2 separate regions of the Homo sapiens genome follow, and region 1 is linked to region 2. A link is an interaction called in ENCODE POLR2A ChIA-PET data of the cell type or tissue named here. Cell type or tissue: PC-9. All regions are shown on one strand. Each heading gives the region's core, and the rest is flanking DNA. Links, peaks and the distances in the headings are about the cores only. Region 1 holds the start of LOC107986195 (a long non-coding RNA gene). Region 2 holds the start of PRMT9 (protein arginine methyltransferase 9).

Region 1 (16,591 bases), core at 3,911-8,910, 850 kb after region 2:
AGGCATTTAGGTTGATTCCATGTCTTTGCTATCGTGAATAGTGCTGTAATGAACATATTCATGCAATGAAAATAGCATGTATCTTTATAATAGAATGATTTATAATCCTTTGGGTATATAACCAGTAATGGGATTGCTGGGTCAAGTGGTATTTCTGCCTCTAGGTCTTTGAGAAATCACACTGTTTTCCACAATGGTTGAACTAATTCACACTCCCACCAGCAGTGTAAAAGCATTCCTTTTTCTCCACAACCTCACCAGCATCTGTTGTTGACTTTTTAATAGTAGCCATTCTGACTGACGTGAGATGGTATCTCAATGTGGTTTTGATTTGCATTTCTCTAATGATCAGTGATGTTGAGCTTTTTTTCATATGTTTGTTGGTTGTGTGTATATCTTCTTTTAAGAAGTGTCTGTTCATGTCCTTTGCTCACATTTTAATGGGGTTGTTTGTTTTTTTCTTGTTTGTTTAAGTTCCTTGTAGATTCTGGATATTAGACCTTTGTCAGATGGATAGACTGCAAAAATTTTCTCCCATTCTGTAGGTTGTCTGTTCACTCTGGTGATAGTTTCATTTGCTGTGCAGAAGCTCTTTAGTTTAGTTAGAGTCAATCTGTCAATTTTTGCTTTTGTTGCAACTGTTTTTCGCATTTTCATCATGAAATCTTGCTTGTGCTTATGTCCTGAATGGCATTGCCTAGATTTTCTAATACAGTTTCTATAGTTTTGAGTTTTACATTTAAGTCTTTAATCCATCTTGAGTTAATTTTTGTATAAGGCATAAGGAAGGGGTGCAGCTTCAATTTTCTGCATTTGGTGAGCCAGCTCTCCCAGCACCATTTATTAAATGGGGAGTCCTTTTCCCATTGCTTGTTTTTGTCAGGTTTGTCAAAGATCAGATGGTTGTCGGCATGTGGTCTTATTTCGGAGTTCTCTATTCTATTCCATTGGTCTATGTGTCTGTTTTTGTGCCAGTACCATGCTGTTTTGGTTACTGCAGCCCTGTGGTATAGTTTGAAGTCAGGTGGCATGATGCCTCCAGCCTTTTGCTTAAGATTGTCTTAGCTATTGCGGCTTCTATTTGGTTCCATATGAATTTTAAAATACTTTTTCTAATTCTTTGAAGAATGTCAACAGTAATTTAATGGGAATAGCATTGAATCTATAAATTACTTTGGGCAGTATGGCCATTTTCACGATATTGATTCTTCCTGTCTATGAGCATGGGATGTTTCTCCATTTGTTTGTGTCCTCTCTGATTTCTTTGAGCAGCAGTTTGTAGTTCTCCTTGAACTTACCTTGTCCTTCACTTACCTTGTTAACTGTATTCCTAGGTATTTTATTCTGTTTGTAGCAATTGTGAATGGGAGTTCGTTCATGATTTGGCTCTCTGCTTGCCTGTTGTTGGTGATAGGAATGCTAACAATTTTTGCACATCGATTTTATATCCTGAGAATTTGCTGAAGTTGCTTATCAGCTTAAGAAGCTTTTGAGCTGAGACAATGGGATTTTCTAGATATAGGATCATGTCATCTGCAAACAAAGATAGTTTGACTTCGTCTCTTCCTATTTGAATATGCTTTATTTCTTTCTCCTGGCTGATTGCCCTGGCCAGAACTTCCAGTACTATGTTGAAGAGGAGTGGTGAGAGAGGGTATCCTTGTCTTGTGCTGGTTTTCAAGGGATATGCTTCATGCTTTTTCCCATTCAGTACAGTATTGGCTGTGGGTTTGTCATATATGGCTCTTATTATTTTGAGGTATGTTCCTTCAATATCCAGTTCATTGAGTTTTTAACATGAAGTGATGTTGAATTTTATTGAAGGCCTTTTGTGCATCTATTGAGATAATCACGTGGTTTTTGCCTTTAGTTCTGTTTATGTGATGAATCACATTTATTGTTTTGCATATGTTGAACCAACCTTGCATCTCAGGGATGAAGCCAACTTGATCGTGGTGGTTAAGCTTTTTGATGTGCTGCTGGATTTGGTTTGCCTACTGGCAATAAAGTACTTTCATTGAGGATTTTTGCGTTGATGTTCATCATCAATCAAAGATATTGGCCTGAAGTTTTCTTTTTTGTTGTATCTCTGCCAAGTTTTGGTATCAGGATGATTCTGTCCTCATAGAATGAGTTAGGGAGGAGTCCCTCCTTTTCAAGTTCTTAAAATAGTTTCAGTGGAAATTGTACCAGCTTTTCTTTGTACCTCTGGTAGAATTCAGCTGTGAGTCCATCTGGTCCTGGGCTTTTTTTTTGGTTGGTATGCTGTTTATTACTGCCTCAATTTTAGAACTCATTACTGGTCTATTCAGGGATTCAATTTCTTCCTGGTTCAGTCTTGGGAGGTTGTATGTGTCCAGGAATTTATCCATTTCTTCTAGATTTTCTAGTTTATGTGCATAGAGGAATTTATAGTATTATCTGATGTTTGTTTGTATTTCTGTGGGGTCAGTGGTGATATCTCCCTTATCATTTTTGATTGTGTTTATTTGACTCTTCTCTCTTTCTTCTTTGTTAGTCAAGCTAGCAGTCTATCTATTTTATTAATTTTTTCAAACAACCAGCTCCCAGATTTGTTGATTTTTTTGAAGACTTTTTAACTTCTCTATCTCTTTAAGTTCAGCTCTGATCTTCGTTATTTCTTGTCTTCTTCCAGTTTTGAGGTTTATTTGCTCTTGGTTCTCTAGTTCTTTTAGTTAAGATGTTAGCTCGTTAACTTGAGATCTTTCTAGCTTTTTGACGTGGGCATTTGGTACTATACATTGCCCTCTTAACACCGCTTTAGCTGCATCATAGGGATTCTGGTAAGTTGTCTCTTTGTTCTCATTAGTTTCAAAGAACTTCTTGATTTCTGCCTTAATTTCATTATTTACCCAATATGAAATACTTTCATTATTTATTTGGTGAAATAAATTTACTCTAATATAAAGTATTTCATTATTTATTTGGTGCATATATATTTAGGATAGTTAGCTCTTCTTATTGAATTGAATCCTTTACCTTTATGTAATGCCCTTCTTTGTCTTTTTTGGTCTTTGTTGGTTTAAAGTCTGTTTTGTCAGAAACTAGGATTGTGACCTCTGCTTTTTTTTTGCTTTCCATTTGCTTGGTAAATTTTCCTCCATCCCTTTATTTTGAGCCTATGTGTGTCTTTGCACATGAGATAGGTCTCTTGAAGACAGCATACCAACGGGTCTTGTCTCTTCATCCAGCTTGCCATTCTGTGTCTTTTAGTTAGAGGATTTAGCCCATTTACATTTAAGGTTTGTATTGTTATGTGTGAAGTTGGCCCTGTCATCATGATGCCAGCTGGTTATTTTGCAGACTTGTTTATGTGGTTGCTTCACAGTGTCACTGGTCTGTGTACTTCAGTGTGTTTCTGTAGTGGCTGGTAATGGGTTTTCCTTTCCATATTTAATGCTTCATTCAGGAGCTCTTGCAAGGCAGGCCTGGTGGTAATGATTTCCCTAAGCATTTGCTTGTTTAAAAAGGATCTTATTCCTCCTTCACTTATGAAGCTTAGTTTGGCCAGATATGAAATTCTGGGTTGAAAATTATTGCCTTTAAGAATGTTGAATATTGGCTCCCAATCTCTTCTGGCTTGCAGCGTTTCCACGGAGAGGTCTGCTGTTAGTCTGATGGATTTCCCTTTGTAGGTGACCTGGCCTTTCTCTCTTTGTGCCCTTAACATTTTTTCTTTCATTTCAGCCTTGGAGAATCTGATGATTATGTGTCTTGGGGCTGATCTTCTCATGGAGTATCTTACTGGGCTTCTCTGCATTTCCTGAATCTGAATGTTTGCCTGTCTTGCTAGGTTGGAGAAGTTCTCCTGGATGATATCCCAAAGTATATTTTCCGACTTGTTTCCATTCTCCCTGTCTCTTTCAGGTACTCCAATCAGTCATAGGTTCAGTCTTTTTACATAATCCCATATTTCTCAGAGGTTTTGTTCATTCTTTTTAATTCTTTTTCTCTATTCTTGTCTGCCTGTCTTATTTCAGAAAGATAGTCTTCAGTCTCTGAGATTCATTCCTCCACTTAGTCTATTCTGCAATTGATACTTGTGATTGCATTGTGAAGTTCTCATGTTGTGTTTTTCAGCTCCATCAGGTCGGTTGTGTTCCTCTCTAAACTGGATAGTCTGTCTGTCAGCTCCTGTATTGTTTTATCATGATTCTTAGCTTCTTTGCATTGGGTTACAACATGCTCCTTTAGCTCAGTGAAGTTCAATATTACCCATCTTCTGAAGCCTACTCCTGTCAATTCAGCCATCTCAGCATTAGCTCAGTTCTGTGCCCTTGCTGGAGAGGTGTTATAGTCCTTTGGAGGAGAAGAGGCACTCTGGCTTTTTGAGTTTTCAGCATTTTTGCATTGATTCTTTCTCATCTTTGTGGGCTTATCTACCTTTGGTCTTTGAGGTTGCTGCCCTTTGAATGAGGTTAGTGTGTGGTGTTTTTTGTTGATGTTGTTGTTTTCTGTTTGTTTGTTTTTCTTTTAATAGGCCACTCTACCATAGGGCTGCTGATGTTTGCTGGGGGTCTGCTTTGGTTGCCTTGGTTTTTCCATACCTGGAGGTATCTCCAGTGAAAGCCGTGAAATGGCAAAGATGGCAGCCAGCTCCTTCCACTGGAAGCTCCATCCCAGGAGGGTACTGACCTGTTGCTAGCCTGAACACACCTGTAGGAGGTGGTTGGTGACCCCTTTTGGGAGGTCTCACCCAGTCAGGGGAAATGAGATCAGGGACCCTTTTAAAAAAGCAATCTGGCTGCCTTTTGGTATAGCAGGTGTGTTGCATTGGGGGTGGAAGTGGGACCCTTCCTCTTCCAGACTCTATTCTCCAAGCCAGCAGGCTAGAGAGGCTGAGTCAACTGAACTGCTGCAGAGATGGCGGCTTCCACCCCCCACTCCCCTCTGTGCCAGGAGCTCTGTCCCAGGAACAGATCAGAGCTCTATCCATAGAACCCTGGCTAGAGTGGCTAAAGCTTCTTCATGAAGGTCCCACCCAGTGAGGAGAAATGGATCGAGGTCCTTCTTAAAGAAGCAGTCTGGCCATGATCTGGCAAGGCAGCTGTGGTGTGTTGTGGGAGACCCTTCCGTCTTCAGACGATTTGTATTCTTCATAGCTGGCAGGCTGGAATGGCTGAGTTTACTGAACCCCAGAGATGTGGCTGACCCTTCCCACCCCCTCCTTTTCTTTTGAGACAAGGTCTCACTCTGTCACCCAGGCTGGAGTGCAGTGGCACAATCCGGGCCCACTGCAGCCTCGGCCTCCTGGGTTCAAACAATCCCCCCACTGCAGTCCCCCAAGTAGCTGGGACCGCAGGCATGTGCCACCACACCTGGCTAACTTTTGTACTATTTTGTAGAAATGGGGTTTCTCCATGTTGCTCAGGCCGGTCTTAAACTCATGGGCTCAAGCAGTCTGCCTACCTTGGCCTCCTAAAATGCTGGGATTACAGGCATGAGTCACTGCACCTGAGCTTCATACTGTATTTTTACTATACCTTTTCTATGTTTTGATACACAAATCCTTACAACTGTGTTACAGTTGCCTACAGTGTTCAGTACAGTCACATGCTTTACAGGTTTGTAGCCTAAAAGCAATAGGCTATCCCATGTAGCCTAGGTGTGTAGTAGGCTACGCCATCTAGGTTTGTGTAAGTATGCTCTGATGTTTTTAACAAGGATGAAGAATGTATCCTTATCTTTAATTGATACATGACTGCATTAGGAAAACCTCTCCTACTCATAATTTCATTTTATACTTTCATTCAGTTATAGGAAACTATTTTTAGCAAGACTAAGGTATGAAAAAAAGTTTTTACAATTGAAAACTTTCCACTATTCCAGCTAAGATGGAGCGGGGTTGCCTAGAATTACTAAATCTGTGCAGGGGAAGAGTCGTGAGGATTCACCTCACCTATTCCCTCTGCCACCCCTTCCCCAACAGCATGAGCTCTGGGAAGAAGACCTGCTCATCTCTGCTGCAGAGGACAAAGGCAAGACTCTTTTCTAGAGAAGGAATGTAAGGGGAAGCTAAAATGTATCCTGAGACACTGGACTGGTTAAAAGTCATTTGTTTTCTGAAATTAAGGTGTTGTCAACAACGATTTTTAAAATAAATAATTAGACTCTTTATATTGAAATAGTTTGATTATTCCTTTGAAGCACTAAGGTTATTCTGTAGTAACCTGAGAAATATCTTCATTGAAGAGATGGCTTGACCTGGTTTTTTGTGCCAATCTCCTTCCTTATACCAAAACAAAAAAAGATTTTCTTTTAAGATACTGCAAGTGTCCAAGACATAGAACTTTTTCCTGGAAGAAAGAGTCTTCTTTTAAAAATCTCTTTTTGGTGCAGGATTGGGCAATAATTTCACTGTCAGAACCTTTAAACTTATCGAAGTGCTACCTGAGATTCTGGAATTAGGGTGGTCTTTTATCTTTGGTGTTCCCAGAAATCACGTAATGACAGAGTGAGGGTAATAGGAGTTCACTGTGCTCGGTTTCCCAGGGTACACATTACTTCTTTGTTTCATGTAAACGTAGCTAAAATGATAGAGTATAATGACTCCTCTTAGAATTGTATTTTTCTTTTATTATAGAGATTGGTAAACACTTTAAGTGATACAAAGAGCCAGAAGAAAAGCAGTGCTTTTTTAAAAAATGTAAAGCCTTGTGGGACTTTAAATATCAGGTTGAAGGAAGACGGGGTTGTTGTTCAGATTGTAATGTCTGTGACCTTTGGGTGTTAGGCCTGGCTCACCTGAAACTGCTTGAATTGTTTATCCTTTTCACATCTTGATTGGTAAGGCTACAGTTTAAAACTTTCCCTTTTTTCACACAGAGACATTTCAACATCTCTTGACTACTTGGTACCACAGCTATTCAGTATGGGCGTTCCTTTGAGATCAGTAGAAACAGCCCAGTACCCACATTTTCTAACTACTTACTTCCTCATTAACATCTCCTACTTTACTGAAACTTCTGTCTTAAATGTTAAAGCCAATGGTCTTAAATGTTAAAGCCAATGATCTTAATCAGTACTCATTCCCCAAAACCGCTATTCGAATTGGGCATGGCTGACCAACTCTTCCCTCTTCAAACTCCCCTTTGACATGTCTGATGCCATCACTCTAGTTCTACCCCCTACTTTTCGCCTTTCATATTTTATTTTTGTTGCAAGTTTTTTCCACTTTCCTCCCTCTTTAACTTGGTGCTTTTCACTCTCCATGTTTTTCTGAAATATGAGCTCTTTCTTATGGCTTTATCTACTATTTCCAATCTGGTAACTGAAAAATCTAAATCTCTTGCTCTGATTTGATGTCAGAGTTGCACTCTAGAGTTTCCCAGTTGCTGCCTGTATGTTTATCACTTGTGTAATTAGTGCTAGGTGAAGTGTAAGTTGTGTTTCCCATGAGTGAGTTTTATTGTAAAGTTACTAGGAGCTTTTAGCTTCTAGTGGAGACAGACATTCACTTTGGAACAGATCTTTGCTTTCTTAAGTTATACAAATATAAGGCTGATATTTAATCTTGGGGTGGTTCTGAGTGATAGTGAAGTTATCTGTCACGGAGATGCCAAGTGTTCTGCTTCAGAAGATAAAAATGTTCTTTTGCATCTGTGTGGATACTGCAGATAAAATTTTATGACAATAAATTTGAAAATTCAGATGAAATAAACAACCACAATTTATGAAAACTGGTGCAAGAAAATAAAGTCTGAATAGAATAGTTATATTTAAGAAATTGAATCTCTCATTTAAAACCTCCTTGGAAAGAAACATCTAGGTCCACTGAATGCTCTAAATATTTAAGGAGGAAATATTACTAATAGCACTAATAGCCAATTACCAGCCCCTTATTTAAAAAAGGATCAACAGGCTAATCTTACTCATGAACATAAAGGCAAAATCCTAATACAATGTTAGTCACAAGAATCTCACAGTATGTTAAGCATACAAATCATATCACCATACAAAAAATAAATTCAAAATAGATTGTGGGCCTAAATGAGAAAGATGACCTGATAAACATCTAGAAAATAACATGCAGAATATTTTAATGACTAAGATATTCTTAAACAGGCAAAGATTTCTTAAATAGGACATAAAAAGCTCTAATCTTAAGCATATAGATTGATAAATTGGACTACATTAAATTTAGGACTTTTATTCACTAAAAGATAGCCTTAATAGAGTGAAAAAAATGTAAAGCTGTGGACTGTAACATAAAAATCATGAAGAATGGTGTAGAAAATATTTATGTTTCTATGACCCAATGTAAGAATAAATGTTTATATGATATATATTACATAGATAGTTACTGCCTGCTGTGTCTCTTGTTTACCATTCTCTAATCTAATTACTCGCCTTCTCTTTCTATCCCCTAGGGTTAAGCACTTTTCTCAATGTTGTGTTCATCTTTTCCCTGCAGGTTTTCATAGTTTTATAAGACATGTACTTCCAAATAATCTATAATAGTTTAGTAGTTGGGGTCCCAACAGGAAAGTGATGACACACTCAACTGGGTAAATGGAGAAGTGTTTATAAACATACTATTTGCAAAGGTGTGGTAAAGGTGTGGAAACACCAAAGGATAAGGTTAGACTCCAGAACTAGTGGCTTAGGAATTTCATCACCATCCCTATGTCTCAAGAGTAAGAAAAGGTACTTAAAGAAAGAATGTGGTGAGAAAAGCCTGCCTGGCAGGAGCTGGGACCTTTGGTCAGGATAAACATCAGTCTGCGAAACCTTGCAGGGAGGAAGTCAAAAGAATGGACTCTGATCTCATACTCTTGCCTTATAGTGCTCTGCATTGGCAGAACTCAGCTGAAATGCAGAAAGCAGGTGAGCCCAATGATGCAGAGGTCAGAGTTCAGCCTCACAGAGCGCAGAGTATAGAGGAAGAGGAGGAGTGCAGCCGACAGAGCTGCACGCCTCTGTCAAACATCCAGCATTAATGCTGTTTGCATGTTATGCCATCATATTAAATGTATCATGCACTCTTTCTATCCTTTGGCCACTTGCTTTCTCCCTAATTTTCCAGAACTTCTTCTGGACTTAGTATTTTTACTAATATACTTTTTTTTTCTTTTTTTCTTCCTAGGCAAATAATGATTCAAGATGCACATTTTGCTGTAGTCAATCTGGTCTTTGTTAAGGTTTTTAGTTGCAAACAACAGAATCCAACTTTACTATTTTAAACAGAGTAAGACATTTTTTAGATAGTGGGTACATCATAAAATCTCTGCCGCCACGTGTGATGGATTGTGCTTACATCCCAGTAATGTGGGAGGTGGAGGTAGGAGGATCTTTTGAGATAAGAAGTTCACGGCTGGGCTTGGTGGCTCACACCTGTAATCCCAGCACTTTGGGAGGCCAAGGGTGGGCGGATCACAAGGTCAGGAGTTCAAGAATATCTTGGGCAACATGGTGAAACCCTGTCGCTACTAAAAATACAAAAATTAGCCAGGCATGGTGGCGCACGCCTGTAGTCCCACCTACTCTGGAGGCTGAGGCAGTAGAATTGCTTGAACCTGGGCAGCGGAGGTTGCAGTGAGCCGAGATTGCGCCACTGCACTCCAGCCTGGGCTACAAGAGTGAAACTCCATCTCAAAAAAAGAAAAAAAAGAAGTTCACAACCAGCCTGTGCAACATAGGGAGACCCTGTCTCCAAAAAACAATCTAAAAAAAAAAAAATAGCCAGGTGTGGCACATGCCTGTAATCCAGGAGTTGAGGCTGCAGTCAGCTATGGTCACAACACTGCACTCCAGCCTGGTGACAGAATGAGACCCTATCTCTAAAAATTATGTTTAAAATAATAAAGTCTCTACAGTAACCACAGAATTAAACTTGCTTACTTACAGCTAGGAACAATCTTCAAATTCCAGTGTGGCACTACTGTACTAGACAGCTTGCTGCCAAATATAGAGGCTGAGAAGTTTTCAGAGGATACTAGAGCTCGGACTACTGTCACGGCAGCCTCTGGCACTGACTGTCCTTGCTGCCCTTGCTGGCATCAACTCAACACTGCACTTTCTCATTCACCTCATCTACTTCTGAACTCATGTCTCATGTCAGTGCATTGGAGAGTCCCAGGTCATGAGTTCCAAGAGAAGCTGGGAAAGCAATTTTTTAGCTTCTGCTTTGGGGAGGCAACAATTCTCCAACATAGGAAGGATTAGAAAGCTCCTGGACAGCCAAGGAAGTGTGACAAATGTCTATCCATCCCTGACAAGCCATCACTTTCAAGCTAATTCCTGCCACGCCCAACTACAAGGCCTTGAGCCTGGGTCCAACTGTGTACTTCTGATCCATTTTCTGAGAGTACTTGCTTTTGAGTGAAGCACCTGGACTTCTCGGAATACTTTTGTCTCTGGGTTTCTTCAGCACTAATTAGTGTTGCCATTCAATTAGCCATTGACTGGCTTTTAAATGATATTTGTGATTTTGCTAAACTAGTATAAGATAACATTTTATTATTGGCCCTTTCATATTTTCATTTTATTATTTGGTCTTATTGCTTCATAAAAGTTTTAGGGATCCTTGGCAAGGGGAGTGACTTTTCTTTTCACAGGAATTAGCATACTGCTGTGAACCTAGGAGGCATGAAATAAGCACTTAGTTTTTATTGTTCTATGGTTTGAGCCTTGAGGGATAGAAATTATACTTAGGTAATTTTTAACAAATATATGCATGTATAATCTGCTGTCCAGACCATGATGCAAAGCAATTTACACAATCCCAGTTCCTAGTTCTCCAGAAGTATATGTATTGCTTATAAATACATTTTAGAGTTTTCTCCCCCTCTCTTTCAACTTTGTCTTAGATTATACACAGGGTGAAGGCTGGCAATTATGTGGTATTTATAAAAATCTAAGGGGAAATAAAACTTGGATAATATAATATTTAACCTTTTTGAATCCAAATTTATAAAACCAGGAAGACCTTTTGTGGGAGAATTTATACTGAGCAAGAAATATGAAGTTGATTAGGTAGAATCTGTCAAAGAACTTTTGTGGTAGGAATCTATCAGTAGCTCTCTTTGGGATTCCTAAAATATAGTCTTGGGAATAACCAACTGACCAACAAATCTCCAAGATGCTTGATGCTTGATGTTCATTCCCAGAAAGTAGGCAAATGAACAACTGTGTTTACTACTCATCTTTTTTGGTGTCTTGCCTCTAGCTGATGTGGTGTGCTGATGAATATTGGTGTTTGAAAAGCACATGGAGAGAGCGAGCACGAGGCAGTGTGTCATGCCACAGACAAGCCTCCTAAAATCCATGCTGTGATCCTGTACCTGCACTCCTAGAATACATTTAGGGCACTCAGGAAAGATGCTAATGAAACATATTAAAAGCTTGGCAGAATAAACATGGGACCACAGGACTGTCATAAGTCTAGGTAGAGCAAAATCATATTCCAGCTTGCAGAAAGAAAGCAATGTAGCCAGTTATTTTGATTGGCAATAGAGAGCTGAAAGCAATCATGATTTTTGTTATGTAGGTCATGTGGAGATCCAAGAGATCCAGCAAGCAGGAGTGGGAATGGACTCAATCAGAAGTCCAGCATAAACTGAGGGTTTCCGGAGTGCTGACCTGTCTGTCAGCATTTGTTAAACACTTACTAGGTGCAAAACAGTGGTCTAGGTGATATTAAGGAAGAGATGCTATCCCTGCTCTGAAGTGGAAAAAGAAACATGCATACAACAAAGTTCCATTGTGGCAGTGACTGTGCATATTGCTATATTCCCAGCACCTAGAACAGTGCCTGGTGCTTCAATAAATAGCCAGTAAATATATGAACAAATTATTTCTTGAAAAGTTCTATTACATCCCCTTGTGAGTGATATTTAACTTTAAATAGGTAAGTCAGACAGTGAGGGCCTAAATTAGCTAGTGTGTGTATTTTCTTACTGAAGCACGTGGCTTTGAGACTGGGCAGGTGTAGAGAATGTATGACAATAGGATACTCATAAAGTTGTGTGCTAAGTAAAGGATGGCAAGCAAAAATAGTGAGCAGAAGAAAAACTATAAAGAGCTCACAAAGTGAAACTTCATATGATTCAGTGTAATTCCGGAATTCCAAGTGAAAATAGGCAGAACAGGTTTACTTGCATTAGTTAGAAGTATAGCTATTTATGAATAATGGTAATGGGTAGAGTATTATTTTAAATAGTGCAGTTACAAATAGCTGTGGGATCTGCAAATATGGCTACAGCTGCCAACCATAGAATACTCTTTATATGTGTATAGTGTGGAAAGAACAGTTGGTCAGGCAAAGGTTTTTTCAGCCACACCTGTTCACTCAGATAACAATCGCCACCAGTAGTGTTATCTCTCTATATAAAGATAAATGTATATTTTATGCGATCTATGTCTATAACTATACACACAACTTATAAATTAGGTGGAAGTTAGATCGGCTGATTTTGTTCTTTTGAAAGAAGAATACAATCCATTTTAGATACTGGGAAGAAACTGACAAATTTAACTTGCACAGAGGGATCTCTTAGTTGAGATGAATCTTTCTGAGTCATTAGCATGGTTTCATTTATGAGTACAATACCAGTAGAACCTTGTTATGAAATGACTCATTAATTGTATCAAGTCAGTTATCTCATGGGTCAAATCACATCTCCTGAAGTATAAGAACCACATATAATAAAGCCTGAAACAATGCATTTGGCCCATTAATCATTCACTCACTCAATAATTCATTCATTCACTCATTCAACAAATATATATCAAGAGCCTCCTAAACTGGAGGGATTATAGGCAATACAAAGATGAATAATTCATAATCTTTGTCTGTAATTATCCTATGAAAACTAGTTCTAACTTGTGAGATTGGTATCCTAGAAGAATCCTGTTGAATTTTTTGTGGCGATGTTAATTCTTTTATGAAATATTTTCATCCTAGGTTTTTTGAGAAACTTCTGTGGCATCCTTCTCAAAATAGTTTTTAGGACATCTAAAACATTTTATTAGCAAAAATAAAAGATCAGTAATAAGTATCAGTGTGCTATTTAGATTTTAAAAAACCTCATTATGTGCCTTCATTACAATTACCAAGTTTAAAGATGTGTAGCTTCAGGGTGAAAACTCATTAGAGCTGCTTGCTCTACTCAGAATTAATCCATGCTGTTAACTGTGATTGAAAATCAAGATACTTAATTGTTATGATTTAATATATGTCTGTTCACTCTAAAACATGCTTAAGTGTAGTATGTTTTTCTGAATAAAGTCACAGAAGAGGTAAAGTTTGCCTGCTGTGAGGTTCTCTTCATATATCAGAGATATTAAATGATTTCTTATTTAATTCTAGAAGGTGGTGACGTTAGTTACTTATTGTTGCATAACAAATCATCCCAAAACTTTGACTTAAAATAATAATCATTTAATTTGATGACAACTTTCTGGCTTAGTTGGGTGGCTCTTCTCTTCTGAGGCAGTTTTGTTAATATGTATAATCAGCTGGCAGCTCAAACTGTGCCTGGATAGTCTAGGATGATTTCATTTGCAAGTCTTTTGGATGGAAGATTGGTTAGATCTAGGGCCTTTAATTTGAGATGGCTCATTTTTGTCCCACATGGTCTCATTCTCCAGCAGGCTAACCTGGGCTTGTTCATATGGTGGTGGAAGATTTCCCAGCAGCAAGAGTGTTGGCTCCAGTATACAGACCTTGTCAAGTCTCTGCCTGCATCATTTGCATCTTTGACCAAACCAGGTAAAAAACCAAAACAAAAAAAGTCCCTAAAATTCAAGAAAGGGGGTAAAGATTCTCTCGCTTTTTGGGAGGAAAAGTCACATCACATAGGCATGTGCTTCCAGAAATATGAGGAATCTGTAGTAATTTATTTGTGATGTACCATAAGGTGTTCTACAATATTATACTTCATTCTCCTCTGTCAATGAGTGTCATTGAATATAATATCATGTAAATATTAGATGATCTGTAGATTGATTCAGGTTCTTGAAATTAAAGAAAAGAAGCAAATGTATTAATTTAGCTCCCTTAGGAGCTATTTTTGAAAAGTAATATTTACTTATAATTAAGGAATAAGAAACATTCATCAAGACAAAATAATAAAACATTTAAAAATTATTTTGAGTGGAATAACCAGGGTGAATTGATAGGGATAAAGAAAGGTTGAACTCTACCTTAGCCTTACCCCTTTCAGCCCCACCAAGTAAAACACTTACTATCGTTTAGTTGGTATAATATGTACAGGTCTTTGTTTTGTTTTTGTTTCCCTTTTCTCTGTTTTTTCCTGTTTGTTTTACTCCCTGTGGGCTATGCCTTTATCTGCACCCGCTTATATTATCATGACTCCCAGTGTATATCTCCGGCTTTGATCTGTCTCCTGAGCGACAGACCAATTTAATTCACTTTGTGATGACCTCTATGAAAATATCTCTTAGCATGGCCACATAAGAACTCATTGTCTTCTGCTCTAATCCTTTCTTCCAGCTATAGTCTCTAACAGTGAGAGGTAATGCCAACATTCATTACGTGTTCAAACTAAAATTTATTTATTTACTTATTTTGATACAGGGTCTTGCTCTGTCACCTAGGCTGGAGTGCAGTGGTGCTATCATGACTCACTGCAGCCTCCACTTCCTGGGCTCAAGTGATACTCCCACCTCAGCCTCCCGAATAGATGGGACTACAGGTGCATGCCACCACGCCCAGCTAATTTATTTTTATTTTTAGTAGAAATGAGGGCTCCCTATGTTGCCCAGGCTGGTCTCCAACTCCTCCTGCCTCAGCCTCCCGAAATGGTGGGATTACAGGCATGAGCCACTGTGCCCAGACAAAAAAGATAGCATTTTATTATTATTATTATTATTATTATTATTATTTAGAGGCGGGTATATCAGTATTTTGCCCAGGCTGGTCTTGAACTCCTGGGCTCAAGTGATCCTCCCACCTTGGCCTCCCAAAGTTCTGGGATTAGAGGAGTAAGCCACTGCTATTCCTTCCCATCATTGCTCTCCACTCACCAATCTCCAAATTTGTGCTTCTTGCCCCTTCAATATTTCTTGATATTCAGCTCCTCCAGTTCCACAGCTTCTATCTTAATCAGACTCCATGGCTTATTTATCTGCTTCACATCTTCCCCAAATTTCTCCAATCCATCTAGAGCAATTGTCTAAAATATAAAACTTATCATGTCATTACAAGTCTTCCATCAATAAATCCTCATAACCTTTAGGATATGATCCACTTCATTATCTTGGCATACAAGTCTCTCGACGGTCTAACCGATGATGTAACTCTCAGCCAGAGGAAACTCCTTTCTTGTGTCCATCATAACATCTCTCACCTCTTTGTCCAAAGTGAACCCCTGTTCTTATTATCCTTCCTGATCCTCTTCCTTCTCAATGTGGTTAACTCTTACTCATTCTTCCAGAATTAATACAAAAAAAAATCTGCTTGGAAAGTATTCCTAAGTTAACATCAGACTTAAGTGAGCAGTCCACTACTTTCCCTTATAGTATATAACTGTCCTAAATCACATTCCATAGTTTTTAACTGGTGATTTACTTAGGTCATCTCCGTCATTGCTCTGCGTGATGTTAGCAGTTAACTCCGTCCCTGACACACAGTAAGCTCTCAGGACTCGAATGATGACTGAGATTGAACAAATTGACTGAATGAATGAGTGAGTAGAGGAAGGATGTGACAGAAGTGTAATCATATTACAGTTGGCCATGTGTCCTGGCTGCATCTTACTCAATGCATGCACATGGCAGAACTGTTTATTACTGAGAAGTAATTTAGCTAAGTCTGGGTGTTGGAAGGAATGCACTTGGAGTTTAAGTCAAGTTTCAGCACAAGGTAGGAGTAAGATCTTGTTGACAACAAAAACAGCTCTAGTTCTGAAAATTTAGGGATCATTTATTTTTCTGTAATTGGAAAAAAATTCCTCTCTGTTAGAAGTTTGTCTCCTTAAGCCCAGGATTTCGAGACCAGCCTGGCAAGATAAGACCCTCCTTGCTCCCTAATTCTGAAAAAAAACAAAAGACAAAAAAGAAAAAAAAAAGAAATTTGTCTCAATACCATTGTGGGGATTCATTTTCTTTGTCATTTGTTGCTAACTGCTAGTCTCTGGATTCTCTCTAAATTCTAATCATTTTCTAATCCTTGATATCATTGAGTATTTTCTCAGAGAATTTAAACTAGTTTTAATATTTGCGTAAGTGAGGCCAATTAACAATGTAAATTTAATGTAAATACTTAACGTTTTTCAGGACCTAAAATCATTTTTGAATATCTGCTGTTTTAAATTATTCAGATCAATGCTTCTAGCATCTAGCTGTGGATAATGGAATAGGAGATGATTAGTAAATTGAAGCTGATTCTCTGAATTTTTAAGGAGTTGAGTGGCAGTGATGCTTTTTCTAGATTCTCATTCTGGGGTATTCTGCGTTGAAGGACAGATTATTCTAATATAGATGAAGTTCTCTTTATTTGAATTTTTATAATACATCAAAAATGTTGTTAAAAATATTTCTATCATTGGTGTGTGTATGTGTAATAGTGGTTTCCTATTACCTTAGGAATACTTACTCAGTGAAAAGA
Region 2 (16,591 bases), core at 5,824-10,823:
GTACTTCAAAAAAGAACAGCATTTCAACAGAGTAATTGTTGCAAATAATCCAATAATTGAAGTTTAAAGAACGCATCATTAAATGATAATCACTTTAGGCTAATTACACACTTTATTCAACTAGAGGCCCACTATATTCCTACTACACACAATATAACAAATCCAAAAGCCCTCAAGCCAGGGCATGCTTAAATTAGATATAAGGAGAAGAGGATCACGTGAGACCTCATTTCCAATTCGAGGGCCTTTAAAATTTTAAACGAGATGAAAGTTTTGAAACTGAGAAATGACAACATTTGACTTTTGTTGCAAAAAGCTAGCTATGTTGACACAGACTGCAGGAGAGAGCTCAGTTGAGAGCCGACTGCAACAGCCGGCAGATGACTGAAGCTCGAACCAGGGTAGTAAAGGGGAAGATGGTGAGAACTGGTAAGATTCTGGACATATTTCGAAGGTGAAGACGGCAGGATTTTCCTCTGGGCTGGTCGTAGGTGTGAATAAACGAAAGATGTCAAGGTTGAACAGTAAACATTAATAGCAAACACCCAACCAAGCACCCTAGCCCCTCCGCCTTTTTTCTTTTCTTTTTTTTTACGAGGACGTTGGATCGGCCAGCAAGTGAGAAAAAAGGGCCCTAAATATTAACAGCAACCACCCACCCAGGCACCCTAGCCCCTCCGCTTTTTTTTTTTTCTGTTTTTTTTTTTTTTTTTACGAGGACGTTGGATCTGCCAGCAAGTGAGAAAAAAGGACCCTCACCTTCACGTCGTGTTTCAGCTCCGGCGCCAGGCTGAGCACGAGGAGGTAGTGGGCATAGGCAGTGCCGAAGTCCTGGACGCCCAGACAGTGCTCTGCGCTCTGCAAGGACCGCGACACCAGCTCGTCCCGGCCGGCTGCCCCAGCGCCACCCCCGGCGTCTCGGCGGGACCTGGGCCGCGAGTTCGACATGGCAGTCACCACTTGTATGGCCAAAGGGAAGATATTTTGTAAACGTAATTAGAAAACTCTCTCGATGCTACACTTCCAGGGACCAGACAACTGCTCAAAAAACAGCACAGCAAAGTTACCCTCCGCCGCGGGTGAACTCGCCAACCCCAGCCCAGGCGGAAGCTCCGCCCCGTCCTGGCCCCGCGGGCGGCGCAGACCGTGACGCATACCCCACTATTGCGCACCTGGCCAGCGGCGCACGCTACGCGAACGTCAGCGCGCCCGACGTGGGCACGTCACTGCTGCCCATTCCCGCAGGAGCGACCACTGTGCGTGAGCATAGGAGAACGTCTGTGGCAGGACCTGTCCGGTCTTGCGCCCTTTTTTTTTCCCGGCTGAAAGCAGAGCTTTCTCTCCCTCTTGCACTCCGGGAGTGTGTGGCTTTCGACTGCAAGACCCTGTTGTACAGACCCAGGCAGCGCGAAGCGCCACCCGCTCATGAGGGACGGTCAAGCATTTGTGATGATGCTTAAGACATTTTGGATCGTGATGCACAAAATTTCAAGACCTGAAAGAACCTGGAGATAACAAAAGCATCTCAGACGTGGTAGAGGAAATGCTTTCACAGGCATTTCAAATCATTCTCACAAAACCTGGCTAGGTGGACCTTTGGATCACACTCGTCTTAATGATGGCAAACGTGGTATCTTGAGAAGTGACTTGCTGGAGGTCACACAACCAGCTAGTGGCATAGGCATGGTTCAAATCCAAGTTCTCTGACCACCTATCTGTTCAGTTATAAGATGAGCTTAGGGGTTATTTCACTGTTCGTGTCTTATCACTGTATAGTGTTTACATTAATACAAAGTTTTTCCACATTCAAGTGTGGCCTCTAAGATACAGATTCGAAACTCAAAGGGAGGGGAGCATAGTTATTACGGCTGAAAAGTTATTTTTGTCCCCATTTTCAAATTCATTAATGGATAATATCTTAAATCGAGCATTTTGCATATCACACTAATACATTTTGAGGGCTCCTCTAATTCTCAAAAACACGTCATGCATTTTTGCCTTCTCTTCTGATCCAATTATCTGAACTACCCTTTTTTCTGAGCACTCGCCTGTGTAAATCCTAATCCGTTTTTCAGGTTCCAGCTCACTACATTGTGAGCTATTCTTAATCACTTTTGTGACCTTTGCACCTAGCGGATTATGATGCAAAGTAAGGACTTTGATTTTTTCTTCTTTCTTTTCTTTCTTTTCTTTTTTTTCTTTTTTTTTTTTTTTTTTTTTTTTTTTTTTTTGAGACAGAGCCTCACTCTGTCGCCAGGCTGGAGTGCAGTGGTGCGATCTCGGCTCACTGCAACCTCTACCTCCCAAGTTCAAGCGATTCTCCTGCCTCAGCCTTCCGAGTAGCTGGGATTACAGGCATGCACCACCACGCCCGGGTAATTTTGTCTTTTTAGTAGAGACAGGGTTTCTCCATGTTGGTCAGGCTGGTCTCAAGCTCCTGACCTCAGGTGATCCGCCCGCCTCAGCCCCCCAAAGTGCTGGGATTACAGGCATGAGCCACTGCACCAGGCCAATTATTTGCATTTTTTCGTGGTTTATCTATAACTTCAAGATTTTCTGTACATAGAATAGGTCATTTGAAAAAATGGAATGACACAAATAACATGGAACATCTGGTCACCTTAAGAAACTGGAATTGGCAACAGCCTTTCATGCTAAAAACTCTCAATAAATTAGGTATTGATGGGATGTATCTCAAAATAATAAGAGCTATTTATGACAGACCCACAGCCAATATCATACTGAATGGGCAAAAACTGGAAGCATTCCCTTTGAAAACTGGCACAAGACAGGGATGCCCTCTCTCACCACTCCTATTCAACATAGTGTTGGAAGTTCTGGCCAGGGCAAACAGGCAGGAGAAAGAAATAAAGGGTATTCAATTAGGAAAAGAGGAAGTCAAATTGTCCCTGTTTGCAGATGACATGATTGTATATTTAGAAAACCCCATCATCTCAGCCCAAAATCTCCTTAAGCTGATAAGCAACTTCAGCAAAGTGTCAGGATACAAAATCAATGTGCAAAAATCACAGGCATTTCTATACACCAATAACAGACAGAGAGCCAAATCATGAGTGAATTCCCATTCACAATTGCTTCAAAAAGAATAAAATACCTAGGAATCCAACTTACAAGGGACGTGAAGGACCTCTTCAAGGAGAATTACAAACCACTGCTCAATGAAATAAGAGAGGACACAAACAAATGGAAGAACATTCCATGCTCATGGATAGGAAGAATCAATATCGTGAAAATGGCCACACCGCCCAAGGTAATTTACAGATTCAGTGCCATCCCCATCAAGCTAACAATAACTTTCTTCACAGAATTTGAAAAAACTACTTTAAAGTTCATATAGAACCAAAAAAGAGCCCGCATTGTCACGACAATCCTAAGCCAAAAGAACAAAGCTGGAGGCATCATGCTACCTGACTTCAAACTATACTATAAGGCTATAGTAACCAAAACAGCAAGGTACTGGTACCAAAACAGAGATATAGACCAATGGTACAGAACAGAGCCATTAGAAACAATACCACACATCTACAACCATCTGATCTTTCACAAACCTGACAAAAACAAGAAATGGGGAAAGGATTCCCTATTTAATAAATGGTGCTGGGCAAACTGGCTAGCCATATGTAGAAAGCTGAAACTAGATCCCTTCCTTACACCTTATACAAAAATTAATTGAAGATGGATTAAAGACTTAAATGTTAGACCTAAAACCATAAAAACGCTAAAAGAAATCCTAGGCAATACCATTCAGGACATAGGCATGGGCAAGGACATCATGACTAAAACACCAAAAGCAATGGCAACAAAAGCCAAAATTGACAAATGGGATCTAATTAAACTAAAGAGCTTCTGCATAGCAAAAGAAACTACCATCAGAGTGAACAGGCAACCTACAGAATGGGAGAAAATTTTTGCAATCTACCCATCTGACAAAGGGCTAATATCCAGAATCTACAAAGAACTTAAACAAATTTACAAGAAAAAATCAAACAACCCCATCAAAAATTGGGCGAAGGCTATGAACAGACACTTCTCAAAAGAAGACATTTGTGCAGCCAACAGACACAGGAAAAAATGCTCATTGTCACTGGCCATCAGAGAAATGCAAATCATAACCACAATGAGATACCATCTCACACCAGTTAGAATGGCGATCATTAAAAAGTCAGGAAACAACAGGTGCTGGAGAGGATGTGGAGAAATAGGAACAATTTTACACTGTTGGTGGGACTGTAAACTAGTTCAACCATTGTGGAAGACAGTGTGGTGATTCCTCAAGGATCTAGAACTAGAAATACCATTTGACCCAGCCATCCCATTACTGGGTATACACCTAAAGGATTATAAATCATGCTGCTATAGACACATGCACTCGTATGTTTATTGCGGCACTATTCACAATAGCAAAGACTTGGAACCAACCCAAATGCCCATCAGTGATAGATTGGATTAAGAAAATGTGGCACATGGCCGGGCACGGTGGCTCACGCCTATAATCCCAGCACTTTGGGAGGCCAAGGCAGTCGGATCACGAGGTCAGGAGATCGAGACCATCCTGGCTAACACGGTGAAACCCCGTCTCTACTAAAAGTATAAAAAATTAGCCAGGCATGGTGGCAGGCACCTGTAGTCCCAGCTACTTGGGAGGCTGAGGCAGGAGAATGGTGTGAACCCGGGAGGTGGAGCTTGCAGTGAGCCGAGATCATGCCACTGCACTCCAGCCTGGGTGACAGAGCGAGACTCGTCTCAAAAAAAAAAAAAAAAGAAAAAATGTGGCACATATACACCATGGAATACTATGCAGCCATAAAAAAGGATGAGCTCATGTCCTTTGTAGGGACATGGATGAAGCTGGAAACCATCATTCTGAGCAAACTATTGCAAGGATAGAAAACCAAACACCACATGTTCTCACTCATAGGTGGGAATTGAACAATGAGAACACTTGGACACAGGAAGGGGAACATCACACACCTGGGCCTGTCGTGGGGTGGGAGGAACGGGGGAGGGATAGCATTAGGAGATAAACCTAACGTAAGTGGCGAGTTCATGGGTGCAGCACACCAACATGGCACATATATACATATGTAACAAACCTGCACGTTGTGCACATGTACCCTAGAACTTAAAGTATAATTAAAAAATAAAAAAACAGAGCAAACCAGAAACAGAAGGAAAAAAAAGAAACTGGAATTGGCTGGGTGCGGTGACTCATGCCTGTAATCCCAGAGCTTTGAGAGGCTAAGGCTGGAGAATCACTTCAGGCCAGGAGTTCAAGACCAGCCTGAGCAGCATAGCAAGATTCCACTTCTACAAAAAATTTAAAATAAAAAAGTTAGCTGGATGTGGTGACACACATCAGTGGTCCTAGCTACTCAGGAGTCTGAAATGGGAGGATCTCCCAGGAGTTCGAAGCTTCAGTAAGCTATGATTGCACCACTGCACTCTAGGAACAGAGCAAGACCGTGTCTCAAATAAGTAGATAAACTGGAATAGTAAATATATTTTGATTACTATTTTTTGTTCCTTTATTACCTCAGTACTGGTTGAGGCTGAGTTACTTAAGATTCTTCATCTTTATGAAGATTAACTGAATTTATTGTAATTACCTTTCATGCCTTTTGGAAGAGCCCTATATTCAGAGAACCCAGAAGTACAATGAAAAACAAAGGCAGAATGTAGGTTATACTTTTTTATTCTTTTTTTTTTTTCGAGACAGAGTCTTGCTCTATTGCCCAGGCTGGAGTGCAGTGGCACGATCTTGGCTCACTGCAAGCTCTGCCTCCCGGTTCACGCCATTCTGCTGCCTCAGCCTCCGGAATAGCTGGGACTACAGACGCCCGCCACCATGCCTGGCTAATTTTTTTTGTATTTTTAGTAGAGATGGGGTTTCACCGTGTTAGCCAAGGTGGTCTCGATCTCCTGACCTTGTGATCCACCCGCCTCGGCCTCCCAAAGTGCTGGGATTACAGGCATGAGCCATCGTGCCTGGCCTACTTTTTTATTCTAAATCAAAGATTTCTTTAGAGACATTGAAAGCATCACTTTTTTGTTGACAATAGCCGTTTTGCCCCTCACAACTATTATCTTTACCTCTGAGAGTCTATTTGGTTCCTTCCTTTGCATTTCCTTTTTACCCTCTTTTAGGATTCTAAGAAAAACCTCAATGATATAGAAGACCACTGCTGACTGGGAGGCAGGTCCAAATGTGGTTGTGTTTCATCGTATTCTGGGCACCTTGTCAGCAAACCACACATGCCAAACACAGAAGTAAAACCAGCTGAAGGGCTCTTAGTCAAATTTCCAATGTGCAAAAGTTTAAGGTTAACAGGTGGGAAAAATGCTCGTAGAAAGTGTATTAAAAAGGAGCCGGGAGCAGTGGCTCATGCCTTAATCCCAGCACTTTGGGAGGCCAAGGTGGTCAGATGACTTGAGGTCAGGAGTTCAAGACCAGCCTGGGCAACATGGTGAAAACCTTGTCTCTACTAAAAATACAAAAATTAGCTGGGCGTGGTGGCGTGAGCCTGTAGTCCCAGATATTCGGGAGGCTGGGGTGGGAGGATAGTTTGAGCCTGGGAGATGGAGATGGAGGTGGCAGTGAGCCCCAATCATGCCACTGCACTCCAGCCTGGGTGACAGAGCCAGACTCGGTCTCTAAATAAATTAATTAATAAAAAAGAAAAATATAGCATATTAACAAGGGACAAACAGCTTGTTGGACACAAACTATCCTGTGTTTATAAATGTGGAAGTTCTTTTTTTTTTTTTTTTTTTTTTTTTTGAGATGGAGTCTCACTCTGTCACCCAGGCTGGAGTGCAGTGGCGCTATCTTGGCTCACTGTGTACTCCACCTCCCATGTTCAAACAATTCTCTGCCTCAGCCTCCTGAGTAGCTGGGATTACAGGCGCCCACCACCATGGCCTGCTAATTTTTTTTTTTTTTTTTGGTATTTTTAGGGGTTTCACCATCTTGGCCAGGCTGATCTTGAACTCCTGACCTCATGATCCACTCGCCTTGATCTCCCAAAGTGGTGGGATTTCAGGCATGAGGCACTGCGCCCAGCCTGGTTCATTCTTTTTTTCTTTTTCTTTTTCTTTTTTCTTTTTAGAGACAAGGTATCTATCACTCTGCTGCCCAGGATGGAGTGCAGTGGCACGATTATAGCTCACTGCAGCCTCAAACTCTTAGATCAAGTGATCCTTCTACCTCAGCCTCCTGAGTAGCTGGGACTACAGGTCCACACCACCACACACAACTAATTTTTTAATTTATTGTACAGATAGAGTCTTAGCATGCAGCCCAGGCTGCCCTCGAACTCCTAGCCTCAAGCAATCCTCCCACCTCAGCCTGCAAAAGTCCTAGGACTGCAGGTGTGAGCCACTGTGCCCTGTGAGGTTTATACATTTTTCTGTGATCTGGTTTGTTTTATTTTTGGTTTGGAGCCCTGTTCGCAACCCTTTGTGCATTTTAGGATTATTTAGGGAGCTTTTAAACAGTATCAGTGCCTAGACCTCATCCCCAGAGATGCTAATTTAGCTAGCCTGGAACAGGGCTGGGCATGAGTATTTTTGCTATGGTTATCTATAGATTTAAAGATGTGTGGTGGCTCATACCTGTAATCTCAGCACTTTGGGAGGCTGAGGCAAGTGGATCACCTGAGGTCAGAAGTTGGAGACCAGCCTGGTTCAACAAGGCAAAACCCCGTCTCTACTAAAAATACAAAAATTAGCCGGGCATGGTAGCACGCACCTGTAGTCCCAGCTACTTGTGAGGCTGAGGCACAATAATCACTTGAACCTGGGAGGTGGAGGTTGTAGTGAGCCAAGATCGCACCACTGCAAAAGAAGTCATTAAATATCTGATTAACCTGAAATGGAGGCGCTAAGGAGAACTAGAGAAAGGAAGAATTGAAAAATGTGACAAAAACAAAGACTACAGGACTTAAAACAACTACATGATAGGAGTAGCAGGGACATAAGAAAAAGAGACAGAGTGAGACTCTGTCTCAAAAAAAAAAAATTAAAGATACTCTCTTTAAGAGATATGTTATAAGACATAAGGCCAATGTAGGGAGTGAAAATATAATTTTTATGACCTGTTAGAATTGTGAGGATTCTCTCAATTGAATTATTTTGAATTTAAGTAATTATTATACGATGAGGAATAGAATGTTCATCTTACTGAATTACCTGTTGAAGAGAAAATTTTATAATTGGATCAACAAAATACTATGGCTACAGACCAACTGTTGGGATTGAAATTTACTTTGATACATTCTCACTGCTAAGTATTTCCAGCTTATTCAATATATTTAACTAAAATTAGGATACTTTGTTGTTTTATAACAGCCCTTTTCTAATTATTCCATATGCAATTTCAAAATCTAGAAGTCAATTTAAATATAAAATTGTAATAATGGCCAGACTAATGCTGGGTTTGGAATCTGAGTGTTCTCAGTGTACAAGGTCCTATAATAATATGACAGCAGAGTTCAGAGATGATATGAGGGAAAATCCACTTGAGCGCTACTCTGTACCAGGTCCATTCTCACTCTGCTATAAAGAACTACCTGAGACTGGGTAATTGACGAAGAGAAGAGATTTAATTGACACACAGTTCCACAGGCTTAACTGGAAGCATGACTGTGAGGCCTTAGGAAACTTATAACCATGGCAGAAAATGAAGGGGAAACAAGTACCTTCTTTACGTGGAGGCAGAAGAGAGAACGAAGGGGGAAGTGCCGCACACTTTTAAACCATCAAATCTCATGAGAACGAGAATAGCAAGGGGGTAATCTGCCCCCATGATCCAATCACCTCCCACTAGGCTCCTCCCCTGACATGTGGGGATTACAATTCAACATGAGATTTGGGTGGGGAGACAGAGCCAAACCAGATCACCTGGTTTAGGCAAAGCATCCTTTTTAAAATTTCTCATTGTCCCCTGATCATAATGCTGTCTCAGCACTTAACCTATTATGTCCAAATGGTCTGTTTGTCCTCCTGACTAGAAAGTGAGTTCCTAGGCCTCAAGGAAGTATGTCTTATTCATTTTTCATCACTAGCATTCAAAATAATAACTAGAACAAAAGAAATCATTAAATATCTGATTAACCTGAAATGGAGGCGCTAAGGAGAACTAGAGAAAGAGGAAGAATTGAAAGATGTGACAAAAACAAAGACTACAGGACTTAAAACAACTACATGATAGGAGTAGCAGGGACATAAGAAAAAGGGAGAATTAGGCCGGGCGCAGTGGCTCACGCCTGTAATCCCAGCACCTTGGGAGGCTGAAGCAGGTGGATCACCTGAGGTCAGGAGTTCGACAGCAGCCTGACCAACATGGTGAGACCCTGTCTCTATTAAAAACACAAAAATTAGCCAGGCGTGGTTGCGGGTGCCTATAATCCCAGCTACTTGGGAGACTGAGGCAGGAAAATCGCTTGAACCCCGGGAGGCGGAGGTTGCAGTGAGCCAAGATTGTGTCATTGCATTCCAGCCTGGGTAACAACACTGAAACTCTGTCTCAAAAAAAAAAAAAAAGAAAAAGGGAAAAATTGAAGATGATGCCAGTACTTTTGGCATAAGCAACCAGGTGGTGCCATTAACCAGGATATGAAGTGTAGAGAAGGGAGATGAACAGATTTGAAGAGAAAAATGATTAGTTATGTCAACCAAAATTAAGGCTGTTGAGAGAGAAATAATTTGATAAAGGTTTACTGAAAGCCAAATACGAAGATTGACCCAGGAAGACACATCAACAAAGTTGGGAGTGTTCCAGAGTCTGTTACAAGTTGGAAAGCTTTTATAAGACAGTGTAGGAGAAGGTAGGGGGACTTCTCATACCGGAGTTGTGTTTTTTCATTGATGGGTGTAACACAGAGGTTATAATCATTGGCCACAGACTGCAACATATAGGCTAAAATGTCTGCGTGCAATACAATCAGTAAAACTTTATGATTCTGGCCAGGCACGGTGGCTCATACCTGTAATCCTAGCACTTTGGGTGGCTGAGGCGGATGGATTGCCTGAGCTCAGGAGTTCGAGACCAGCCTGGGAAACATGGCAAAACCCCGTCTTTACTGAAAATACAAAAAATCAACGGGGCACGGTGGGGCGTGCCTGTAATCCCAACTACTGGGGACACTGAGGCACGAGAATCGCTTGAACCTGGGAGGCGGAGTTTGCAGTGAGTGGAGATCATGCCACTTCACTCCAGCCTGGGCAACAGAACGAGACTCTGTCTCAAAAAAAAAAAAAAAAACTTTATGATTGAAAAATAAATTGGCATTCTTTTTAGTGTTAGTAGGTTATACATTAATCAGTAGGTCAACAATTTGAGGAAGTCATAAGATTCTTTATTCAGGGACAGATGTCACCATGAATCACAAGACCTTAAAGAAAACTAACAAATGTGACCCATAGCTTATCAGTTAAATGGCTGTGTTTGAGGTATCTGGACATCAAGTGAAGATGTCCAGTGGGCAGGTAAGAAAGTATGTTTAGACCTCACTGGAAATATCTGGTCTAGATATAAGTATTTGGATGGGTTTTGTTTGTTTGTTTGTTTTTAGAGATGGAATCTTGCTGTGTTGCCCAGGCTTGGTGCAATCATGGCAAACTGCAGCTTCAACCTCGCAGGCTCAAGTAATCCTCCTACCTCAGTCTCCAGAGTAGCCGAGACTACAGGAACACGCCATCACACCTGTCTAATTTTTGTGGTTTTTGTAGAGATGTGGTCTCTCCACGTTGAATGGGCCAGTCTGGAACCTCTGGGCTCCAGTGATCCTCTTGCCTTAACCTCCCAAAGTGCTGGGATTACAGGCATGAGCCACTGCACCCAGCTGGAAGTTTTAACTAAGTTGGTAGGTTGAAGTTGTAGCAATGATTATAATTCTCCTGGAAAAGTGTGTAGAAGGAGGAAATATGCATCACAAAATGCAGAATGAGGAAAGAGTGGCAAAGCCTCCTCTGAAATTGCTAATAGAAGAAAGTAAGATATTGGATAAAATGAATAAGATTTTATAGAAATGAACAATCTTAAGAAATGGCTTATAAATGAGTTGCCAGTAGGACCAGGGTCTCTCATAAATCTAGTTAGAGCAATAGCATATAGAATAAATAAATATAAAAAATGTGAATAATTACATTTTTCTCAATATAGTAGTTCTCCTTATCCATGAAGGATACATTCCATGACCCTCAGGTGATGCCTGAAACCACGAATAATAACAAACTCTATATAGACTATGTTTTTTCTTATACATACATTCCTATGATAAAGTTTAATTAGGCACGGTAAAAGATGAAAATTAGGCTGGGCGCAGTGGCTCCTGCCTGTAATCCTAGCACTTTGGGAGGCTTAGGCAGGTAGATCATTTGAGGTAAGGAGTTCAAGACCAGCCTGGCCAACATGGTGAAACCCTGTCTCTACTAAAAACGCAAAAATTAGCTGGGCATGGTGGTGCGCGCCTGTAATCCCAGCTACTCAGGAGACTGAGGCAGGAGAATTGCTTGAGCCTGGAAGACAGAGGTTGTGGTGAACCAAGATCGCACCACTGCACTCCAGTCTGGGCAATGGAGTGAGACCCTGTCTCAAAAAAAAAAAGAGATGAAAATTAATAATAAAATAGAATAGTTATAATAGGGCGGACCCGGTGGCTGACACCTGTAATCCCAGCTCTTTAGGAGGTCGAGGCAGATGGATCATCTGAGGTCAGGAGTTCAAGACCAGCCTGATCAACATGGTGAAACCCCATCTGTACTAAAAATATAAAATTAGCCGGGCATGGTGGTGCATGCCTGTAATTCCAGTTACTTGGGAGCCTGAAACAGAAGAATAGCTTGAACCCGGGAGGCGGAGGTTGCAGTGAGCTAAGATTGCGTCATTGCACTCCAGGCTGGGCAACAAGAGCAAAACTGTGTCTCAAAAGAAATTAATATTATTATTATAATAATATACTATAATAAATGTTATGTGAATATGGCCTCTCTTTCTCTCTCTCTCTAAATATCTTATTGCACTATATCATGGGTAACCGAAACCACAGAAAGGGGGGATCTACTGTATATTATAATTCATCTTTACGATAAGGATTTTTTAATGACTTGATAAAAGTAAAAGTTGAAAAGTTAGAATTTTGTGGTTTTTCTCCAGGACAGTCTGTGTTTTGATTCTAATAAAAAGTGCTAGTTATCTATATAAAAATATAATTTAATATATTGATATTTGTTGAATGCATTCTGTATAGTAGGCAATGTTTTAAGTAATTTAATGTTTTACCAGCCAGTATCTTTCCCTCTTTTTCTGGGAACTGTTTACATTAGTCAGCTTTTATTAGATTATACTACATAACAAACAACTCTGAAAATTCAGTGCTGTCTTAGTCAATTGGTAAAAAATAGCTGAGACTGGATAACTTATAAATAATAGAAATTTCTTTCTTACAGTTCTGGAGGCTGATAAGTTGAAGATCAGACCGATGGCAGCTTTGGTGTCTGGTAAGGGCCCAGGCTCTGCTACCAAGATGGCACCTTCGATGCTATATCCTGTAGAAGTGATAAACTCTGTGTCTTCACATGGCAGAAAGGATGGAAAAGGCCAAAAATGGCCTGGGTTGTTTCCACCGGCATTTTTTTTTTTTTTTTTTTGAGACAGAGTCTCGCTCTGTTGCCCAGGCTGAAGTGCAACGGCACGATCTCTGCTCACTGAAAGCTCCACCTCGCGGATTCCAGCGAATCTCTTCAGTCTCCCAAGTAGCTGGAATTACTGGCGCCCCCCCCACCATGCCCAGCTAATTTTTGTATTTTTAGTAGAGACGGGGTTTCACCATGTTGGCCAGGCTGGTCTCGAACTCCTGACTTCAGGTGATCCGCCTGCCTTGGCCTCCCAACATGCTGGATTACAGGAATAAGCCACCGCACCTGTCCACCACCAGCCCTTTTAAAGCATCACTAATCATATTTACAAGTGCAGAAGTCCTCATGACTTAATCGATCTCCTAAAGGCCTCAACTTTGAATACTATAACACAGGTGAGTAAATTTTAACATGAATTTTGGACACATTTAGACCATAATAAGTACCTTAGAAAAGAAAGGACTATTTCTTGCTTATATTACATGTAGACTACAAATTGCCTACAATGCTGCTCAGATTTTGAGAAGGCTATGACTCTGCACCATGTATTCTCTCATCCTGGATTGCAGATTGAAAAAGCAGTTCCTATGTGAAACCTGCTCATTCTCATGGCAGAGAGGGAAAGCCATGGAACTGCTAAAAAATCATGATGCTTCTTAAAGTTTCTGCAAAACTGTATGTATGTCATGTCCTCTCTAGATCGGGTGCAGTGGCTCACACCTGTAATCTCAGCACTTCGGGAGGCCAAGACAGGCAGATCACAAGGTCGGGAGATCGAGACCATCCTGGCTAACACGGTGAAACCCCATCTCTACTAAAAATACAAAAAATTAGCCAGGTGTAGTGGCACGCACCTGTAATCCCAGCTACTCAGGAGGCTGAGGCAGGAGAAATGCTTGAATCAGGGAGGCAGAGGTTACAGTGAGAGGAGATCGCGCCACTGCACTCCAGCCTGGACAACAGAGCAAGACTCCATCTCAATAAATAAATAAATAAATAAAATAAAAATGTCCTCTCACACTCTATTGGTGAAAGCATATTATTGTGGTTAAGTCCAACCCCAAAGGGAAAGGGATATCCACTCTTCCTGCAAGGAAGAGGGCACTTCAGTTTGCATATTCATGGAAAGAACAGAGTGAATACTAGAGGACGATATTACAATTTACTACACTGTTCCTCTGTCAGCTTAAGCTCTGTTCTATCTCCCACTCCTCAGATCAGTAGTAGCATGAAAATAACAGCCCAAATTCCTGGTACCAGAGATGGAAATATGCACATCATGTACAAATTATCTGTTCTGACCTGTTTGGTGGCTCCCTGGAATACTGATTGAAAGGCTTGTCTTTATTTCACCTAACTTCTAACTAGCCTAGGGCTAAAGCTTCTTGCCACAGGGCATTTGCTGAAAATATTTAGTCTAACGTCTAAATATTTTCCTAAGATGTCTAAATAGGTTCCTGCTGCCTGTGGTGATAGACAATAGCTAGGTCAATCAATAGACTAATCAAAATGCTTAGGAGGGAAGGCTGGAGAATGAGATGGTCTATAAGGGTTTTCAAAAGTTCTGACAGATTCCTGAGAATCAAGAAGGTCAAATGCATGCTTAGGGCTATGCAAATACCCCGGGAAAGCTGAAAAAGACCCTAAACTTACCCCTCCTCCTGACCATGAGGCTCTAAAAAAGTAGCATGTGAAGGCTAAGGCAGAGTTGTAAAATGCCTGGTGAGTCTTGAAAGCATGTCACAACGAATACACAGAGCCCCACTGCAAAGACTGGAAGATTTTTTGGTTCTAGGTGTTTAAGAAAATCTCTGTTCTCTCATTAGCTGACCAGTAAGCTAATGTAACAGAGACTTCAGGATCCACATGTAACAAAGAACAGACTATAAAATTAGTTCAGAAAATTCACTAAACAAACTATAACTACAATACTAGCACAACAACACACCCTAGGGAAGGGGGAGGAGCTGATTTCTAGAATTGCCATATTATAATATTTAAAATGTCCAGTTTTCAACAAGAAATTATAAGGCATGCCAAGAAATAAAAAAAAATATGGTCTATAAACAGGAAAAATAAATTTATAGAAACTATGCCTGAGAAAGCCTAGACATTTGGGCTTTTTTAGGCAGACTTTAAACAGGCTATTTTAAATATGATCAATAGCTAAGCCATGTCTTAAGAACTAAAGTAAATATACGAATCATGTCTTGTCAAATTGAGAATATCAATGAAGAGATAAAAATATAAAACTGTCACGTCACAGTGATTTTTAAAAACAGGCTGGGCTGGGCGCGGTGGCTCACACCTGTAATCCCAGCACTTTGGGAGGACAAGGCGGAAGGATCACGAGGTCAGGAGATCGAGACCATCCTGGCTAACACGGTGAAACCCCATCTCTACTAAAAATACAAAAACAAAATTAGCCAGGTGTGGTGGTGGGCACCTGAAGTCCCAGCTACTAGGGAGGCTGAGGCGGGAGAATGGTGTGAACCTGGGAGACGGAGCTTGCAGTGAGCCAAGATCTTGCCACTGCATTCCAGCCTGGGCGACAGAGCGAGACACCATCTCAAAAAACAAAACAAAAAAACAGAGGCCGGGCTCAGTGGCTCATGCCTGTAATCCCAGCACTTTGGGGGGCCGAGGTGGGTGGACCACCTGAGGTCAGGAGTTCGAGACCAGCCTGGCCAACATGGTAAAACCCCGTCTCTACTAAAAATACAAAAATTAGCTGGGTGAGGTGGCAGGCACCTGTAATCCCAGCTACCCAGGAGGCTGAGGCAAAAGAATCGTTTGAACCTGGGAGGCGGAGGTTGCACTGAGCCGAGATTGCGCCATTGCACTCCAGCCTGGGGGATAAGAGCAAGACTTCGTCTCAAACAAACAAACAAACAAAAAACACAGAATCCAGGCCGGTATGGTGGCTCACGCCTGTAATCCCAGCACTTTGGGAAGCCAAGGTGGGTAGATCACCTGAAGAGTTCGAGACCAGCCTGGCCAACATGGTGAAACCTTGTCTCTACTAAAAATACCAAAAAAAATGTAGCCGGAATTTGTGGAACACACCTGTAATCCCAGGTACTCGGGAGGGTGAGGCAGGAGAATCACTTGAACCCAGGAGGTGGAGGTTGTAGTAAGCCGAGATAGCACCATTGCACTCCTGCCTTGGTGACAAGAGTGAGACTCCGTCTCAAAAAAAAAAAAAACAAAAACAGAACCCAACTCCCAACTATATGCTATCTTCAAGAGATTCACTTTAGATTAAATACACAAATCAGTTGAAAGCAAAAGAATGGAAAATGTATTTCAGGCAAACAGTACTGATAATAGAGCTGTTGTGGCTATACTAATACCAGACAAAATAGACTTTAAAACAAAAATTGTTAGACAAAGAAGAACATTATATAATGGTAAAAGGGTCAATTCATCAAAAGACATAACAATTATAAGTATATATGCACCCAACAAGAGAGCCCTGAAATACGTGAGGCTAAAACTGACTACATTAAAAAAGAAAAGGACAATTTAAAACGATAGTCAGGGGACCTCAATACCTTACATTTAATAATGGATACAACGATTAGACAGAAAATCCATAAAGAAATAGAAGATATGAACATCACTATATATCAACTGGACTTAAACATGTGTATAATGATCCACTCAACAACAGAATACACACTTCTCAAGTGCACATAGAAAATTCTCTGCAATAGTCTATAATTAGCTCATAAAATACGTCTAAATAAGATTTAAAAATTAAAATCAGGCTGGGTGTGGTGGCTCATAACTGTAATCCCAGCACTTTAGGAGGCCGAGGCGGGTGGATCACTTGAGGTGAGGAGTTTGAGACCAGCCTGGCCAACGTGGCAAAACCCCATCTCTACTAAAAATGCATAAACTGGTCGGGGGCGGTGGCTCACACCTGTAATCC

The links. Peaks named below come from ENCODE experiments on the same cell type or tissue, not always from the same donor. Only the 100,000 strongest peaks of a DNase experiment are listed, where the experiment ranks them.
Region 1: POLR2A ChIA-PET joins it to region 2 with 10 read pairs; 2 of 35 experiments call an interaction of 5 or more read pairs at or near these places.

The regions. Positions count from the first base shown.
Region 1 is chr4:148,530,853-148,547,443 of GRCh38, forward strand. It overlaps LOC107986195 (a long non-coding RNA gene), which reads left to right and starts at 5,669. Exons shown (of 4, transcript XR_001741441.2): 1 at 5,669-9,208; 2 at 13,612-13,732. In PC-9, for the core only: no CTCF peak of the experiment used is centred there; no DNase peak of the experiment used is centred there.
Region 2 is chr4:147,683,040-147,699,630 of GRCh38, forward strand. It overlaps PRMT9 (protein arginine methyltransferase 9), which reads right to left and starts at 1,124. Exons shown (of 12, transcript NM_138364.4): 1 at 760-1,124. The coding sequence starts at 948. RefSeq lists an enhancer at 15,385-15,885. In PC-9, for the core only: a CTCF peak has its summit at 9,654; no DNase peak of the experiment used is centred there.